Regions from separate parts of the Homo sapiens genome. Here region 2 is linked to region 1. Evidence: read pairs that join two places in POLR2A ChIA-PET (ENCODE). Cell type or tissue: OCI-LY7. All regions are shown on one strand. Each heading gives the region's core, and the rest is flanking DNA. Links, peaks and the distances in the headings are about the cores only. Region 1 overlaps DYM (dymeclin). Region 2 overlaps DYM (dymeclin).

Region 1 (2,919 bases), core at 302-2,801:
TAAAAAATGAAAACAGCCAAAACACTAATCAAGAACAGAATGGGTAAATAAACTGTGGGATAGTTATACAAGGAAATATTATACAGCAATTTAAAATTATCTAATGCTACATGTATGAATATGAATAAATCTCAAAAACAATGTTGAGTAAAAAAATAAGCAGGAATCCTTAGAAAATATGAACAAGCTGATTTTATGTTTTTAAAATGAAAAACAATATTACACATCATTTACAGATAAAATATATTAATAACATCAAATATATATGGAAATGATAAATCCTACACTTAGGATAGCCACTGTTCTCTGAGGAAGGAGGAAAAAGGGAGTCCAGCTCTCACATGAGTACTCCCTCTCTCTCTATATATATATATATGGACACATATACAGTATATATAAAATGTTCTTAGGTAACACTGGATACATACATGAGAGAGTGGTATATTGCTCTATTTTTTGTGTATGCAGGAAGTATTATATAACGTTTTAAAAATCTGATAAAAAGAACATGCTATCTTGAAGAAAACAGAGCCCCTGCCAATGACAGCATTTCACAAAAGAAAGCAGCATGTAAACAGAATAAGTGTGGTCAGTCCAAACGGGAACACGCTGAGAAAATCACAAGCTGGTGGAAATGGCTGTAGTGTAGGGTACACAGATGGTGGCAGGAGATGACACCAGAATGAAGACAGTTTGAAGCCAGACTGTGAAGGGCCGCTTTATGGCACATCAAAAGCCCTGGACTTTTATTCTATTCGGAGTGAGAAGCTAATTCTTACAAAATAATGAAAGAGACATGGCTCCCCGCCCCCAAGGAACTCAAGTCTACTGGGATGAGAAAAAAAAAATTTTTACAATACTGAAATCAGAGAATTCCATGGGTCTGAAGAGAGCACTGTGGGAGAACAGGGGGAAGATTAGGTGCATTCCACAGAGGAAATCTATCTTGACTGTGGCCTTGAAGGTTAGAGGACTTGCTATTTGGAAAAGCAAACGGGGAGGAAGAGTAATTCAGAAGGGGGAAAGTGTTTAGAAAGGCACTGGGAGATTTCAAGGAAATACCCATAACTTATAAGGCAAGAATAGAGAAAACTCACAGGGGTGAGAAGTGGCAAGAAATGAAGCCGGTAAGACAAGAGGGGCCAAATAAGAAGGCCACATGGACCATGCTAAGAGGTCTGCATTTCATCTTGCTCAGCCATTGAGACAGACAGTGAGTCAAATATTTACCCAGCGCCTAGTATGTGCCAGGCAATGTGAAAGCAAAAGCAACACAGTTTCTGTCCTGCCTCCCCAGAGGGCGCAGTCAGGTGAAAAAGGACGTGCCTAAATAGACTGGAGGTGAACATGGAATGTTAGGGGAACACAGGTGAGGACTGCTCAACTGCACCTGAAGGGAGAAAGAGGCAATCACTTTGGGAGATGATGCCTGCACTGCTTCTTAAGAAACAATTAGGAGTCAGCTGAGCAAATCAGGCAATCACAAAGGTGAGTTGGGCAGAGAAATACGAGTCCTGTGGGTGGGGGAAACAGCACTGCACGTGCATCAAGTGTTGAGTACACAGCAGAGCACAGCAATGAGGCTGGGTAGCAGTGAGGATGGCTTATCAACTGCCTCATGTCTCTCTCAGACCTTGGACTTCATCCTGAAAGCCAGACGTGTTCTATGAAAGCAGGACTACAATATGAGAAAGTGATCAACGCAAAACTGCTGTGTTTGGTATTGAGGTGTGAGGTGGGAGGCAGGGCTCAGCAGTAAGGATGGCAGATTACTCCTTGTGCCTCTATGTCCTAAGCCTCCTCCCTATGCCCTGCCATCTATGGTGGCCACAGAGTCTCTACCATGGAACTTCAGGGCTCCTAGAACCGAAGGTTGAAAACCACTGACCTGAGCAATGTGGGCCAAGTGTATAAAATTCTACTTGTTTTAGAAAGACTCCTCTGCTCCTGGAGAAAAGGATGGACAGGAGATGACAAGTGAACAAGACTAGAAACAGAACCTTTAGGAAACGTCCATATTATCCAAATAAAGAGATGAGGATGCCTTAAAGCAAATGGGAGCTATGTGGAAGGCAGAGACAGCATGGAGCGGGAAAGAAGGGAATCAGGGCTGACTGAGGTCTCTAACTTGGGAAACACAGTGGCTAGCTGATAAGGTGACTGACATGCTAGGAATACAACAAGTTGAAAGGGAGGGAGAGCGCTCAGGAAGAAAAAGAAATTAATAACAGTAGCAGCAGTTATGAGTTATATATCAGGTGCTGTCCATCTAACAACCATGTGAGGTAGGTCCTACCATTATCCATTCTCCCTCCCCCTTTTATAAATAGATGATGGAATTGAACCAGAGAGAGTAATTTGCCCAGGCACACAGCTAAGTGGTGGAGTCAGGAGTCAATGCTAGCATTGCTGGCTCTAGAATCTGTGCTCTTAACAAATCTTCTAGGAAACCTACAGGTGCTCAGGAACAACAGGTGGAGATGGTCAGAAAGAAGCAGATGGGCAGTTTAGAAATACTAATTTGGTGCTCAGAAGAGAGGGGAGGAGAAATTTTAGGCTATTTGCATCAGCTGCAATCACAAAAGTGGAGGTGATCACCCAAGGATATTGTGTAATGTAAGAAAGAACTGTATGAGGTCGGGTGTGCTGGCTCACACCTGTAATCCCAGCGCTTTGGGAGGCTGAGGCGGGTGGATCATGAGGTCAGGAATTTCAGACCAGCCTGACCAACATGGTGAAACCCCATCTCTAATAAAAATACAAAAACTAGCTGGGCGTGGTGGCACGTGCCTGTAATCCCAGCTACTCAGGAGGCTGAGGCAGGAGAATTCTTGAACCTGGGAGGCAGAGGTTGCAGTGAGCTGAGATTCTCAAGTGCTGCACTCCAGCCTGGGCAACAAAGTGAGACTCCGTCTCAAA
Region 2 (2,919 bases), core at 275-2,774, 260 kb after region 1:
AATGGTGATAAGATAAATAATACATTATACTATTTTAAAATTACCATCACAATGAAAGGAAACTACATGGCCTCAGGGACCAAAGGCGGCTCAGGTCAGGTGAGAATGTGTATTAGTGACTCACTTTCTTCCTCATGTCCCTTCTCATTCCACAAAGGCACTGAAGCCACGGTCAGAATTTGGGAGCTGGATTGAGCTGCTTATTCTGAGAGCAAGATGCTTCCCCGATGATGCACATGGACAGCTGGGTCTTCTGAATCTGAGATAGAAATACTGATCTGGCTCCTCATCGCCTGCCCCTAAAGCTGAGGCTAGCCACTACTTTCATCCTTCCTGCAAGGGGACAGGGGCCCCAATAACTCAATTCAACTTCAACTGAATCATAATTCAGCTTCAATTAAGCCTCTATATTAAGACAGCTAATCATAAGGTTTAATTTCTTAAAGTAGGGCTTGTTAAGCCCAATTAGAAAATGCTATAAAAGAAATATCCTGAAGGCCGGGCGCTGTGGCTCACGCCTGTAATCCCAGCACTTTGGGAGGCCAAGGCGGGCAGATCACCTGAGGCGATCTACTCAAAATACAAAATTAGTCTGGCATGGTGGTGCATGCCTGTAATCCCAGCTACTAGGGAGGCTGAGACAGGAGAATCACTTGAACCCAGGAGGCAGAGGTTGCAGTGAGCCAAGATCACACCATTGCACTCCAGCCTGGGCGACAAGAGCAAGACTGTCTCAAAAAAAAAAAAAAAAAAAGAAAGAAAGAAATTCTCTGAAATATATAAATTCCTAACTTACAATAGTATTTTAAGCTATCAAAATTATATGGGGACATAATACACTAGTGAAAATGAATGAAACAGAGCTAAATGGATACATCTCAAAAATATAAAATGTTTAAAAAAAAAAGCAAGCTACCTAATAGATATGGTATGCTTTCATTTATAAGATTTTAAAACTGGCAAAAAATATTATGGATTTATTCATAGCTAGTACCAGCATTAAAATTTTTTTTTTTTTTTTTTTTTTAAGAAACAGGGCCTCACTCTGTTGCTGAGTACAATGCTGGAGTACAGTGGCGTGATTATAGCTCATTGTAACCTCAAACTCCTGGGCTCAAGGGAGCCTCATTGCCTCAGCCTCCTAAGTAGCTGGAACTACAGGTACATGCCACCAAAGCCCAGCTAATATTCTGTTATTTGGTAAAGATGGGGTCTCACTGTGTTGCCCAGGCTGGTCTCGAACTCTTTCTGCCTTGGCTTCAACCACAGTGCTGACATTACAAGCATGAGCTACTGAGCCTGGCCAAGAGGAATTAATTTAACTAGAAATCTATAGCTTTTCAAGCTACCAATTAAGTTTGAAAGTAGAATAAAAACATTTTCTGATTTGCCAAGATTCAAAAGACCTCCCAGGAACCTACAAGGAAGCTACAAGATGTACTCCTTCCACATGAGGGAACAAGCCAAGAAAAAGGAAGAAATTCAAGAAACAGGGGATCCAACACAGGGCAGTGGTATAGAGAATCACAGCCATGGAGCAGGCTGGGACAAGAGTCAAAACAGCTCCCGGATCAACCAGGAGAAGAAAGCATAGAACTGACGGTTCACTTGATGCGTCTAACCTTATTCTGTGGAATGTTACAATACTGTAGGAGAATTTGGAAGCAATGAATAATAGTTATATGGAGAATAAAGTAAATAATTTCGTATAGACTACAAACTTTGGGAAAAACAAGTTATTCAAGAAAGGTCATGTAATCATAGTATACGACTAAATTCAACAGTAATCAACATTTATATAATCACTATGATATAAATACTAAATATTTAACCAAAAATTGTGAGTTAACTCTACTGAGAAGATTCCAGAAGCAGCAGCAGGATTGGTGGTCTACGAGTGCTAAACCTTCATCTTCCATAATAGGTAGTGCTCAATAGAAAATATGTAAAGTTAGTAAATCAAAAAACAGTAAAAATTTATTAGTTATAAATAAGGAAGTAGGGCCAGGTGTGGTATTATCCCAACATTTTGGGAGGCCGAGGCAGGTGGATCACTTAAGGCCAGAAGTTCGAGACTAACCTGGTCAACATAGTGAAAACCCGTCTCTACTAAAAATACAAAAATTAGCTAGGCATGTTGGAGCATGCCCATAATCCCAGCTCCTCAGGAGGCTAAGGCACGAGAATCACCTGAACCTGGGAAGTGGAGATTGCAGTGAGCCGAGATTGTGCCACTGCAATCCAGCCTGGGCGACAGAGTGAAACTCTGTCTCAAATTAAATAAATAAGGAGGTAAATAGCAAAAAGCAACAGCTTATAGATTTTTAAATGGTGGCCAGGCGCGGTCGCTCACACCTGTAATTCCAGCACCCTGAGAGGCCAAGGCGGATGGGTCACCTGAGGACAGGAGTTTGAGACCAGCCTGACCAATAGGATGAAACCCTGTCTCTATTAAAAATACAAAAATTAGGCTGGGCGCGGTGGCTCACGCCTATAATCCCAACACTTTGGGAGGCCAAGACGGGCAGACCGTGAGGTCAGGAGATCGAGACCATCCTGGCCAACATGGTGAAACCCCGTCTCTACTAAAATACAAAAAAAAATTAGCCAGGTGTGGTGGCACACGCCTGTAGTCCCAGCTACTAGGGAGACTGAGGCAGGGGAATCACTTGAACCTGGGAGGTGGAGGTTGCAGTGAGCTGAGATCTTGCCACTACACTCCAGCCTGGGCAACAGAGCAAGACTCCATCTCAAAAAAAAAAAAAAAATACAAAAATTAGCTGGGCATGGTGGCAGGTACCTGTAATCCCAGCTACTTGGGAGGCTGAGACAGGAGAATCACTTGAACCTGGGAGGCGGAGGTTGCAGTGAGCCAAGACTGCACCATTGCATTCCAGCCTGGGCAATAAGAGCTAAACT

Evidence for each region. ChIA-PET counts read pairs that join two places held together with the same protein. Peaks named below come from ENCODE experiments on the same cell type or tissue, not always from the same donor. Only the 100,000 strongest peaks of a DNase experiment are listed, where the experiment ranks them.
Region 2: POLR2A ChIA-PET joins it to region 1 with 13 read pairs; 2 of 35 experiments call an interaction of 5 or more read pairs at or near these places.

What each region holds. Positions count from the first base shown.
Region 1 is chr18:49,167,865-49,170,783 of GRCh38, forward strand. All of the region lies in intron 14 of DYM (dymeclin), which reads right to left. Among named protein-coding and RNA genes, the nearest start is that of MIR4744, 120 kb to the left of the region's middle. RefSeq lists an enhancer at 1,320-1,379. In OCI-LY7, for the core only: CTCF peaks have their summits at 1,309 and 1,508; a DNase peak (open chromatin) is centred at 1,267; H3K4me3 peaks cover 964 bases; H3K27ac peaks cover 1,821 bases.
Region 2 is chr18:49,431,595-49,434,513 of GRCh38, forward strand. The region is part of intron 1 of DYM (dymeclin); the gene reads right to left. Among named protein-coding and RNA genes, the nearest start is that of DYM, 28 kb to the right of the region's middle. In OCI-LY7, for the core only: no CTCF peak of the experiment used is centred there; no DNase peak of the experiment used is centred there.